Regions from separate parts of the Mus musculus genome. Here region 2 is linked to region 1. A link is a loop called in an ENCODE intact Hi-C map of the cell type or tissue named here. Cell type or tissue: heart. All regions are shown on one strand. Each heading gives the region's core, and the rest is flanking DNA. Links, peaks and the distances in the headings are about the cores only. Region 1 has its middle 26 kb from the start of Nkx2-6. Region 2 has its middle 53 kb from the start of Stc1.

Evidence for each region. Hi-C counts contacts between places; a loop is a spot of excess contacts. Peaks named below come from ENCODE experiments on the same cell type or tissue, not always from the same donor. Only the 100,000 strongest peaks of a DNase experiment are listed, where the experiment ranks them.
Region 2: it touches region 1 in a loop (3-fold over the local background); 5 of 42 quality-filtered maps call a loop at or near these places.

Annotation. Positions count from the first base shown.
Region 1 is chr14:69,143,039-69,149,546 of GRCm38, forward strand. No RefSeq gene overlaps it. Among named protein-coding and RNA genes, the nearest start is that of Nkx2-6, 26 kb to the right of the region's middle. In heart, for the core only: CTCF peaks have their summits at 2,394 (motif pointing right) and 3,642; no DNase peak of the experiment used is centred there.
Region 2 is chr14:68,973,452-68,979,959 of GRCm38, forward strand. No RefSeq gene overlaps it. Among named protein-coding and RNA genes, the nearest start is that of Stc1, 53 kb to the right of the region's middle. In heart, for the core only: no CTCF peak of the experiment used is centred there; no DNase peak of the experiment used is centred there.

The sequences.
Region 1 (6,508 bases), core at 1,295-3,794:
TGGTAGAGCCTCTCAGAGGACAGCCATGGCATCAGTAATAGTGTCAGGGTTTGGTGCCTGCACATGGATGCAGGACTCAATGAGTATGACCTTAGCTGAAATGCCCAACAGTGGGAATATGGAACCTGAAGAGACAACCTCCAGTAAATAGACAGGGCCCCCAGTGGAGGGATGGAGCCACCCACCCATCTTAAAAATCTTTGACCCAGAATTGTTCTTATCTCCAAAGAATTTTGTCAAGATAAATAGATGCATGCCTCTGCACACAGCAAGTTAATACTGTCATTGTTCACTTTGCTCAGTGAGGCCCAGGTATGGGATCTCTTGAATTTCTAATCTCACCAAGCCATACGTTGTAACTGTGTTCTTATGCCGAATGGGAAAGGAAAAGGCCTTTGAAAGAGGGGCTCTTATGCTCCCTGCTTGAGCTATCAGACTATCACCTTTGTTGGAACAAAACACAGCTCTCTTGCCTCAGAAGATATCAGAGATCGTTTATTCCTGAGTGAGCCCTGTTAGCCCGGGAACATGAATTCAGGCTGCAACAACATATTCCAATGTGGAAGACGTTTTGTAAAGTTGTTACAGTTGCAGAACAAGAGAAAGTTTCAAATCAGGGCCCTTTGCAAATATGTTGGTGGAAACTTGGAGGTAGGCAGGGCTATAGGTAAATGGGGGTGATCTCTGCGAAAGCTTTGACTAGCGATCTAGTAAATTACTACATTCCAAAGGTTTCTCTTGATAGTCACAAACATGGTGGATCAGACACAGAGGCCGGCAGAGAAAACTGTTTCAGAAACTTAAAGACAGTTTTAGATCATTTCCCTCTTGATCTGCAACTTTCTCAAGAAATACAAGCAGCCTTGTAGACTTTTTAACTTGGGTGTGGCTTTTTCTAGGAACATCAGATAAAATCTGTTTCTCCACACTTGCAAACTTAGCATGTTTACCAGGCAGACAGGAAAGCTGATGCTGGCCTCCAGTGAAAAAATACAAAAGGCTTCCTTCCACTCTCAGTATCTATCAAAGGACTAGACTTGAGAACAGAACTCTGACAAACTGGAATTGGGGGCAGAGGGTCCTACACCCCCATAAAACCCTACAAAATTTATAATTTTTGATCCAGTAAGATTATAGAACTACAGTAGCAACAAAACTATAAAATCCACTTCTCTTACAAATGTAGGGCGCAGAGCTAGAGACTACATGTAGGCGCCTGTCCCAGTGTATAACTGTGCCTCATACTCAGAACATTAAGTGCACAAGAACCAGCCTTAAAATAGCCACTGTTTATAAGTGGCAAATCTTTAAAAGATTTGCACATAAACAGACCCTTAGATGAACCTTGCCTTTGTTAATATACAGTTTCCTCGGTAGTCAAAATCCTTATGAAATCAGCGAAAATATAAGCAATTGTCTCTTTTGGTTTGGTTTGGTTTGGTTTGGTTTGGTTTGGTTTGGTTTGGTTTGGTTTGGTCTGGTCTGGTCTGGTTTGGTCTGGTTTGGTTTGGTTTGGTTTGGTTTTTTGAAACAATTTCTCTGTGTAACCCTTACTGTCCTGGAATTCCCTCTGTAGAGCATGCTGCCTTTGAACTCAGAGATCCACCTGTTTCTGCCTCCCAAGTTCTGGGAATAAAGATCCATGCCACCACTGCCTGACAGAAGCAATTGCCTCAACAAAACATGAAAGCCAATTACCTTTTGCAAATGTTACACAAGAAGCATATTTTGAAGAAAGCCTTCTTGCTTTAGACACAGAAACTAGGGTTTTAGTTTTTTATTAGTGCATTCAATTTTGAAAGTCTCTTTTTAAAAAGTCTTTTTACATTTTGCAGCATCTTTTGTAAAACTTTCTGATAATAGCGTCAATGATCATAAATAAACTTACCTCACCTGGTCATATAAGAGATTTTATTGCACCTGCATAAGTGTATCCCAAAATGCCATGGCCCTTTCTAACCAGAGATATGACATGACTATTGAAAGAACTCAGTCTTGAGTGTATAGACAGCTCAACAGCTAAGAGCCACCTGCTGCTCTTCCAGAGGTACACACACAGGAGCAAAGCACACAGGGACAGAGAGATGGGGGAGGAGGTGCATACAAAACAATTTGTTCTTTTAAATCTCAGTCTAAATGGAAATTTAAAAACCCAAGGTTCTGCTGAAAGTCTTTACTGGTCTTCAAACAGATACTTAAATCCAAACTACATTTGATTCTCTGTGGGTGGTACTAGAGAAATTCTGTCAGGCAGGCCAGATATGAAGGTCACTGGCCTGAGTAACCTCCACTCTCTTTCGCTGGGTTTTCAGAATGTTCTGAGCCAGCTGCCTTCTCCAGGAGCCAGGAAGATGCTCAAACCAAGCGGGTGCATGATACACTATTTCCAGCAGAGGGCAGTATTGGCTCAAACTTTCCACATTTCTCTCTGGTCTGGTAGTATTACTGCCCTGTGAAAATTTGTTTCATAACTGTTTTTTAAAATACTAAAAATTACCCACAAGGCCATCACTTCTTTCAATCACATGACTGCACCCCTCCTACCCAACTTCAACCACTGAAAGTCGGTGACTTAACATTTAGTTGTATTCGCCCTCAGTTATTTATAAAACTAAGTACAAATCTACTGCATTTGGTCTGGAGAAAGTACCAGCTGCTCTTGCAGAGGTCCCAGGTTTAAATCCTAGATCACATGGAGCAGTTCACAGCCACCTCCAACTCCACTTCCAGACTCCAAAATCTTCTGCTTCTTCCAGAACCAGGCATGCATGCATTGTACATACATGCACATAAAATAAAAATAATTTTTTAACTCCACGTTTAATTCACGTTTTTACACACGTCCACAAATATTCTCCAACAAACTTTGTTTTAAATATTGTACATTTATCTTGTCATTTTTAAACTGTGTTGCCTTTTGTATCTTACAAACAACTTAATTAATAAAAGTTACTGTTTTTGTCTTTCATAGTCCCTACAGACAAAATAGGGGAAGCCAGCTAACCCGATGGTGTGGGTTAACTGCAGGTCTTCAGCCTGCTGGTGGAATCCTGCCCTTGGGGTCATTTAGCTAAAGTGCTTGTGTTAAGTTATGGCCAGATTAGTGGGAACAATGAGAGGATCTCAGGCTTGGGGAGGGGTAGGGTGTTGACTGTGCCAAAGGGAGGGAAGTTTACAGAGCTGTTGGGGAAAAGGGAGGGGTCTTCAAAAGGGCTTTGCAAGTGATACCCTCTGTCAAAGGCAAAAAGGTAACAGGGCAAAAATAGGCAGCTCAGCCTGCACCTCAGGGAGGCGGAGAGGACAGTAAGTCTGCCTTGTCCTGGGAATGCCCAGCACGGAAGGGCAGGCTTTGCAAACGAAAAATAAAATCTGAATGCATAATTCAAAGAGGAAAAAAAAAAACTGAGGGAGTTTTGCAAGAGATAGTGTTCAGCATCCGGTCAGATTACAAGATGGTTGGGAATAAGAGATGGCGATACCTGAGTCTGCAAAAATCGGAAGTGGATAGGAGGGAAGAGAGAATACCAAACAAGAAAAGTGATCTGGTCTCCTGGAAGGTCTGGAGCCTGGCTTCCCTGGAAAGAAGCACACTCTTTCCCCTACTGCCCCTACTGGTCAACTGCCGGAGCTGCATCACAGACTCCTAACCTAAACCCTGTTCTTTGATGTGACTGAGTAGAAAAGGAGACAAACAAAAAACCAACAACAAAAAAAACCTTTTAAAATATGGCACCCAGGAAACAGAGAGCTTAGAAGCCACATCAGTCATTTCTATCGCCGCTGAACTTTTTTTTTTTTAACTATTTCTCTTGCATAAAATTTTTTGAAAGATCCAAGTAGAAGCAGAGGAGTAAAAGAGTAACACAAGCCAAATCTTAAAAGCCGCTAACCTGGAGTGATGATGGCTCTGTGGTTAAAACAAACAAACAAACAAACAAAAGCCAAGCTGCAGTCAAGGCTCAGGACTTGCCTGTAACTCCAGCTGGGGGCAGGGAGGATCCACGGCTCTCTTCTGCCCTCTGCAGGCAACCTGCGGGAATGTACACACAACACACACACAGAGTCAAAAACACACAGAAAAACACATACAGTTTAATTATATATGTGTATATAATAAATATACAATACATAATTATAATATATATACATATATATGTATATATGTATATTCCAACAATGCATAGCAGATACCAAGTTGGGGGATACACATTACCTGTTTTCAGTGAGAAGTAAAACTGCCTCCCAGGAGACTACAGCTATTTAGCAAGGTCTACTGATAGCAGACTTCTAATCCCATCCCAGGGAGGTTGAGGCAGGAGCACAGCAAGTTTGAGGCCAGCCTGGGCTACATAGTGAGTTTAAAGTAAGCCTGGGTTGTACAGAGAGATCAAAAATTGACTCAAAAAAGAAAAAATTTAAACAAGAAGAAAAAATTATTCACCTCCAGTCTTCCAGATTTGAAAGGCAACCTGTCTTTACTACGGGATCTTAGAGAGGCCAACCTTGCTGAAACTACAGGAGCAAGCTGCCACATGTGCCTGTATGATGCATGTGTGCCTGCATGCATGTGTGCGTGCATGTATGCGTGTGTGCGTACATGTGTGTGTGTGTGTGTGTGTGTGTGTGTGTGTGTGTGTGTGTGTGTTCACTTCTGCCTTTGTTTCCTGTTCCCTAGAGTACTGCCAATATGAATTCATAAACTTTGTAGTGTGGATTTGGATCTCAATGCCAGTGTTAAATATGAACATTCAAATGTCTTATTTACTCTCTGCCTTGGTAAGATAAGTTGCCTAGCTGTGACTTCCTCTCCAGCCCACTCTCACAGACCGTGTTACCACACAGAATCCCATGTGAAGAGTCTTCTACCAACATATCAATACCTGATGAGCCATGGTCTTTCTCCACTGTCTCTGGTACCATAAAAACGGAAACCCAAGTTCATCAGGAATCAATCATGACTTTGGTGAGAGCTGCCTAAGACATGGCCCTTTCTTCTTGGGGAAGGTTTCTTCCTGGTTTCTCTTGCTTGAGCGTTTGTTTGTTTTGCTTTATTTTACTTTGCTTGTTTAATCCAGAGGATGTCATAGTTTCTGCACAGAGAGTCAAGACGTTTGAAATATTTTTCTAATATATGACACAGAATTGTCAAGTGAACTCCCTTAGCAGAGAAGCTGGTTTTCAGAATGCAGGTTCTAGTCCTCATCTATACCATGCGAGAATGGACTAATAGGTCCTCATTTGCTGTCTGTTACTATGGTTAACACCTTGATCAAAAGCAACTTAATTGAGGAAAGAGTCCACTTGGTTTACAGGTTACAGTCCATTATCAAAGGAAGCCGAGGCAGGAATCAAACCATGAGAGATCACTGCTTTCTGGCTTGCTTCCCTCAGCTTGCTCAGCTATCTTCCTTACATAGTCCATGCCTACCTGCCCAAAGATGGCACTGCCAAAGTGGGCTAAGCCCTCCTACAACAATTAGCAATTAAGAATGTGCCCACAGGCCAATCTGATGGAGGCAGTTCCTCAGCTGAGATCCCCTTCCCAAAAGTACCTAGGTTTGTGTCAAATAGACAAAAGCTAACTGTAGTAACATGCTTTTAGTTGAAAGCCAGTGGTTTTCTTGTCTCTTCCTCAAACCCTCTGAATGCCTTCGGACTCTGGATCAGTAGCATCTTAGAGCTCTTCCGTTTAAAGACAATGATACCAAGGCCCAAGGAATCTGCATAAAATGCTGATACTGGTGATCAGGGCTCAAGCGCTTTCCTATACATGAAGATTATAGAGAAATGTTACTTGGAAAAAAATCTCCTGTTGATCTAGTTTGAAAGGAGGAGAGCTTGGTGTTCTCAAAGGCTCAACACTTAACAGGAGGGTCGTGTTGGCATGCAGGGCAACTAAGAGAGTTGAGGAAGTAGAGGCTACCTAGCCCAGCACTTGACTTATTCTGGAAAATATCAGGAGCCCAAGAAGAGGCTGCTGGAAGGTGTGAGGGGGGGATCATCACAGTACTCCTAGTTGGGATTGCTCTCTAGTGTTCTACAGCTAGAAGAATGCACCATTTGTTCTACATCTTGAATGCACCATTTCAATGGCTACATACAAACAAAGCGACACATTGATCCCTGTGTTAGGTATGTGAGCATGACAGTTTGTTTCTAAATATTCCCAGACAGTCTTTACAATAGGCCTATAGGTAAGGCTTGAGAAACCCAGTGGCAACTAGGACCAGGGAAATCAAGACCAGAAGTGTCATATGCCAAAGGCAAGAAGGACTTTGGCAAATTGGAGAGCAAATGCCCTACTAAGGAATGCAACTGACATCTAGAACCAATGTAAAAGTGGAAGATAAGGAGAGTCCACAAAATTGTCTTCTGACCTCTACATACATGCCCTGGCTTGTGCACCCACACGCAGCCATACGATACACACCTACAATAATGATACATTACATTAACATAACCACATTATTAAAATCATGAATTCAACACGGATAGATCTCCCTTCTCT
Region 2 (6,508 bases), core at 2,728-5,227, 170 kb before region 1:
CACCTAAAACCTTCAGCATTCCTCACGAATTACAGAATTGAATCCAAACCCTCTGGACACTGCAGGGAGTGCTGCAGCCTCCTAGTGTGGAGTTCGCTCATCCTTTCCCTGCCACCCTTGGATGAATCCAGCCAAAAACCTGCAAGCAAGCCAGCCTGTACAGGCTGGTTCACCTGCAACTGCCTGTGGCACGGAATAGCCTGAAGAAGGCTCTGAAAGAACATCCCCAGAAAAGCACAGGCACAAATGTAGCTTCTAAAATGAAGAAATGCAGGGAACGAGATCCAAATGTGTCCAAAAAGCAGGAGTTGATGTTCATATCGTCTCCAAGTGATGCTATTCTAGGCTGAACAAAAATGTCAGCGCTTGTCCTGGATCTCAGCCAATGTGTCTCCAGAGCCCTTGCTTTAGATATGTGGATATGCAAATATATGCAAACTGAAATAAAGAACTATTTATGGGTTAGGAAGTCAGGAAGACTGTTGTACAAATACCAAATCTGTTCGATTTCAGCAACAATCGAGAATGTTTAAATATGCACACGGCAGTATCAAGTTGGCAAAATTCTAAGTAATTTATCACCCACACTTGTCCCAGTTATGATTCACAGGCAAATGTGCAGACTGACGCAAGTTTCTTGGAGTTAGCTTTACAACCAGAATCAAAACCCTTTGAGTTGTGCTCTCAGAGTCTTTAATCATAAAAATTAAGTTATGAGTGTCCATAATTTTCACACCCAAAAATGTAACAACAAGGATATTTAGAAGAGAAATGTTTAGAAGAACAAAATTTTGAATATCAATTAAGAATCTCTAAAAGGTGAAATACGCAAATAATTTGGGATATGCCTGCATACAATATCTAGTGTGACCATATTGTAGAAGAATGTGAAGCCCTAAGAAGACATTGTGATATATTGCCAGAAAAATAAATGTGGAACTATTGTAACAGTATGATACTTCTAATAAAGTGTTTCAAAAGCTTAGGGATTAAAATAAAATATGATCAGTGGTCTTCTTCAGATGATCAGATTCAAGGGTTCTCCCCCTGTAATTTATATATATTTGCACTTATCAGTACTTTTCAAATTTTCTGCATGAAACACTTTGATAATGAGAAAGGCACAAAAAAAGAACTATAAATTAGTATAAAATTGCTTCTTTTCTATGGGGAGTGGTTTTGTACAAGAGTCCTCCAGTGCACTGTGGTGCCATCCAAGCTGTGAGTTATATAATTCCAATAAAGAAGCATAAGTACTTCCGAAAGTGCACAGATTGTGAAAACCCTCTCCCTCCCCAAGTGTAGGGAAGGAACAGGAGATACACGGCACTGGTGAAGACATGGCCCTCTTCACCGAACTCTCTGTTCTGTTTAAATGCACACACACACACACACACACACACAGAGAGAGAGAGAGAGAGAGAGAGAGAGAGAGAGAGAGAGGGAGGGAGAGAGAGAGAGAGGGAGAGAGGGAGAGAGAGAGAAAGAAAAAGAAGAGACAAGAAGAAACCCTCCATTCTGCAAAACCCTTTGTGAGAGTCATCTCAAAAAGAAAGGCTTCTTGTCTGGCAGCTAAAGCAACGTATCATCATCTGACTCTCAACAGTTAAATGAGAAAAGTAACCAGAGATGGGGAACAAGGCCAGCAAAAGGAATAATGGCTGACAAATAAAACAGCCACTAACTTCCTTCTCTAGGTCTCAAAGCTACTTATGTGAGTGTGGCTGATTAAATAGTCAACATCAAATTCAAAATTGCGTTGTAAGACAAAAAAAAGTGATATAGAAGGAAATTACAGATATTATGAAATGAAGCATAGACGGTGGATGTGTTCTCCCCGAGGGGAAGCTGCTCCTTGGCCAGACCTGAGTTCTCACATCCCTAGGTATTTGTCCTGTGCACATGTCTCTCCCTGGTCAGAGAGACCTTCTGGGGATGCTTGTGACCGACACTGACCAAGCTATGGCTTGTAGCTTTTTTGCTTTAATTCATTCACTGTTTCGCATGTAGCAGGTTCCAGTCAAATGCATGGTCCAGTTAATTTCTTGTGAAAATGTGAGAGACCAGAATGACCCTCCCTGTCAGTGCGCAAGAGTTAAAAAGGTTCCAGCAGAGTCTCACAATCAATATCTCACAACTGATTCAAGGATGCAGAGTAGCTCCTGCCTCCCACCCTCATCACCCAGAAAGCTTCCCCACCCAACGCTTGACGCAGTGGGGAAGGTCCTGGCAGCAAAAGCCATCCCAGGATAACATGGTGCAATTTATTAAACCTCTCCAAGCTTCTCATCTCTCGTCTATAAGTAGCCGCAGAATAACAGAAAGACTAATAAGCAACGTTGTGTGATAGAATCTAGCCCAGTCTCTGGTACCAAGTGCATAACTGTTCAGGTCACTTCCTTGCTCCCTCTTTCTCACTCATAATTCTTCATCTCAGAGGGAGACAGAGGTAGGATGGTTTCCCCAACGAGAGGTCGTCCCGATTGGTTTAAGTTCATAGTGAGTTAAAAGTTACCAATATTCAATGCTTCCTCTGGAACTGCTTCTACAAATAAGATAAAGCGGGGGCCAGTAAGATGGTTCAGCAGGTAAAGGCACTTACCTCCAAGTCTAAGAACGTGAGTTCAATTCCCAGGACTATTTATGGTAGAAAAAGCTGTGAATGAATACCCAGTGGCACCTGATACTCTTTAAGGGTCATCCTTGACAGCTTTGCACTTCCTGGGTCAAGAGCCCTGGGTCACAGCTATAAGTTGTCCTCACACTACCAGAGAGCTATAGCATACAAATACACAAATACACTAGTAGCAATAAAATAAATTTAAAATGTAAAAATGAAGAAAAAAACATTTAATTTCCGAAAGACAGTAAAAGAAGATGAAGAAGAGGGATTACAGCCAGGCAAAGCAACGTGAAGGTCGGAAATAGGTGGATTTCAAACTTAATCAATGACATCGCCCAGCGTTAGCTCTCAGACCACCAAAATTAGGTGAAATTAGATTCAGTGTTGTAGACAGTAGGAACATACACTGAAGTCTAACAGCTGTGTAGAATAAGTTCGAAAGTCAAAACTCCGGAAAGTCTAAGGAGCCCTGAGACCTGGCCAGGACCCACTCACACGAGTCCTGCAGAAGCAGCGCAGTAGCCTGTTTAGAGCTGTGCCAAAGGACAATCGACAGCTCGACATGTATCTTCTTCCCGCTACCAAAACTGGAGGACATTGGACAGCAGGTTGCTTCATGCTGGGAAGCCTCACTCCTCCCACCAGTAAATGAAGAGTACCAATGGGTCACCGATGCAAATCTGGGAGAGTGGCTGGCAGCACCCATCCCTGAGAACTAGGATGGGGATTATCTATGAATTAAAATGGCTACTGGGTAATGAGAGGCATTTCATACCTGGTCATAAGTTCCTCAGCTAAGGCAGGCCAGTGGAGAATTGAAAGATAATTGCGGGGGAGGGAGGGATTGTTCCAGAACAAAGACTCCTCTGCTCTGAGGAAAAGCCTAGCCTGGTGAATGCAGGGTCACAGCCACAGCACTGCCCAAATCTAGCAACTGCTTCTCATACAAAGCGATAGGACCACTGCAGTCCCTCCCTCCCTCTCGTCCCTTCCTCTTTCCCTCTCTCTCTCTCCTCCCTTCCTTTTGTCTGTCTCCTGTTGTTTTTGGTTTGGTTGAGTTCGGTTGGGTTTCAAGTCAAGAAAGAAGAAGGCTACCAAGCTGGGTACCATCTCCTAGGTACTTCCACGGGATCACATGTCTCTCTCTCAAAAAAAAAAAAGTTATTTTAAATGATGTAAGTGTGGAGGATTTGGAGCCCCAGAGATTAAATTTCTGCTGAAATGCACATGGTTTTGGAGGGGAGGAAATGAGCTCTTGACCCAGGGAGTGCAAAGCCTTCAGGGAAATGCTTCTAGGCCTGATAGAGAGAGTATCGGGTGCCACAAGCCATTCACGGCTCTCAGCAGATTGTAAGGTAGCAGGAGATCGCACCTGGCTGGGCAGGCCTGACTGGGGGTGGAGGAAGAAGAGAGACACCTGTCTCAGCCTGTCTCACATATACGTGCACACATTCCTAGGCCTGGGAACTTTTTTCCATCACAAAGGCATGTTTTATGACTATGTTTGTATTTTTTATGACTGAACAATCTCACATTCATCTAAGAGGAAGTGGGGACTAAGTGGCCTAGGAGATGTGACACCTGGGTCCTGCCAGCCTGGTCCCATTGGAGCTCAGATGACCCACTCAGTTTGCCACAAAATCCAGACATCTCCCTCTGCCCTGCCAGCCACCTGCTCTAAGGGCAACAGATAAAGTTTGTAAGGAGAATCTGGCTCTCCTCTGTCCTCTCTGAGCCCCAGTGTTCACAGATGTTAAGAGGCTCAACACAGTCTTCTCCCATAACACCCAAGGAGGTTCTTTATGAAGCATGGAGAACCATGAACATGTGACATTAACAGCCTTGTCATCAATGTTTCATTCACAGTCAGACACCCAAGGCTTTCACAATGTGTGTGTGTGTGTGTGTGTGTGTGTGTGTGTGTGTGTGAACAAAGATGTTTTTACATAGGACAGGAAGGTCTCAACAGATACAGCACTGTCACTGTCATCCTCAAATGCCTGCCATCCACGGAAGAAAAAAAAAAGTAAGTCCCTAACATAATAGATCAGTTAGTGACAGGGGATATCCCAGGCAAACTCATGGCTTAGGATCTTGAACAGTTAGACCAGAAAAACACCATGGAAGTATGAACTGTGATCGTGGAGAAGGCTCTATGAAGGACTTGTCATGTGAGTCCTCGGCAAAGAGCAGGAAGAGCCAGGAAGCAGTATAGAACTGGACCTGCCTTTGCCCTGTTGTCCTGTGCATCTGTAAGACCTCCACTAGAGCTGACACTGTGACCCACTCTTCTCTGTCACGGGACCAGTACTTGGTACACTTCTCACCACATCTCTTCTGATCACAAGAGGGCTACATGGTAGGGAAGTTTCCCCGACATCGGAAGGAAGGACGCTCAGTCAGAAAACCTCACCAGAATTAATAGAAGGAAATTCTGAAGGGAAGGCAAAAGTGAGGAAGGGGAAAGAGATGAACCCTGTGAGGTTCTGTGCATGGAGCAGGCAAACCCGAAAACTGTGTTCCTCAGCCAACACAGATAACAACTGTTGCCCTCGCCAAATTCAACAGACAACAGATTATTCTCTAGACAGATTTGACACGGGAGCTCTGGAAACAGGACTAGTAGTCATGAGCAGGAGTAAAGAATAGCTTGGGAGACAAGGGCACTTCTACTCTAGCTAGCTAACTTCCATCCAAGGCTGGAAACCAGAGTTCCTCTCTAAAGAATAAGATAGAGTTAAAAGAACGACTACAAAAAGGCTATAGATATTGATGTTTGGTTCCTTACACATGATCCAGAGTACCTGAGCATCCTACATAAAGATCCAGCCAGCCACAGCCTCCACTAGCATATGAGCCTATCTGAGCTTTGAGGAAATTCTATCACCTAAGAAATAGTATCAACACCAAGAAAAACTGAACATGTTTAGTACAACAGATATAATGGAAAAGACTCGATTCAGATCTATGATATAAGAATGTTGTTGAAAACGAGTCAGAAAGAGGCCTTGGAAATTTGAAACTATACTAGTGTCTGTTTTACATTTCTGCCTCACCACTGGGGTGTCAGACACTGCTGACTCGGGGGAGGCGAGATGAAGTCTAAGATAGGGGTCCCAGCCTGTGTTTCTCTGGGTGTGAATAGCAGGAGCTGGGACAGAGACTGTGGTTCTGAAACTCCATGCACTCAGATGCCACTGAGAACCGCAAGGAGTTGGGGACCAGCTCCCATGAGCTGTGATGAGCCTGAGACAGGGTGGAATCTGGCTTATCTCTGAGTGAGTGCCAGGAGTATGGAGAGGCTTTTTCAGGAGACTTCGGCAAAGCTCTGTATGACAAAGCCCCACCATCACCACCACTGCGGTCCCTGATGAAGGAGATGGTCCTTGCTTATCCAAACTCTTTTACTCATGGCAGATGAAGATGCATACACATTACTCAGGGTGAACCAGAGATTAAATACCTTTTGCAGTAAGGGATGCCCAGGAAGGGAAACTCATTGGATAAACACTTGGGGCCTATCTAGAGACTTCATTAGCATGGAGAACTCTAGGTTCTATGTTACATGACTGGTTGTCATGGTCTTCTGAGTGGAAGGTCATGGTCATGAGCTCATGTTCCTTGAGGACAGGAACCTGGTCAGGAGCTAGTCCAAACCCCGGCCGTTCCCAATTATGAGATTTATCCAGGTTCTGAACTTGCTACAACCTTACCAGTTTTTCTGTCTGGTGGCACAGTCCACTGCCCCAGATACTAGTAGAATTTTTTTAAGCTGAAAGAATTAGAACAAAAAGCTGAGTATGTCTCATGTAAATAAAACAGGGAGAATAAAATCAAGTGTGGAGAGTTAAGACAACCAGCCCAAGAGTTAAAAAAGATGGGGTA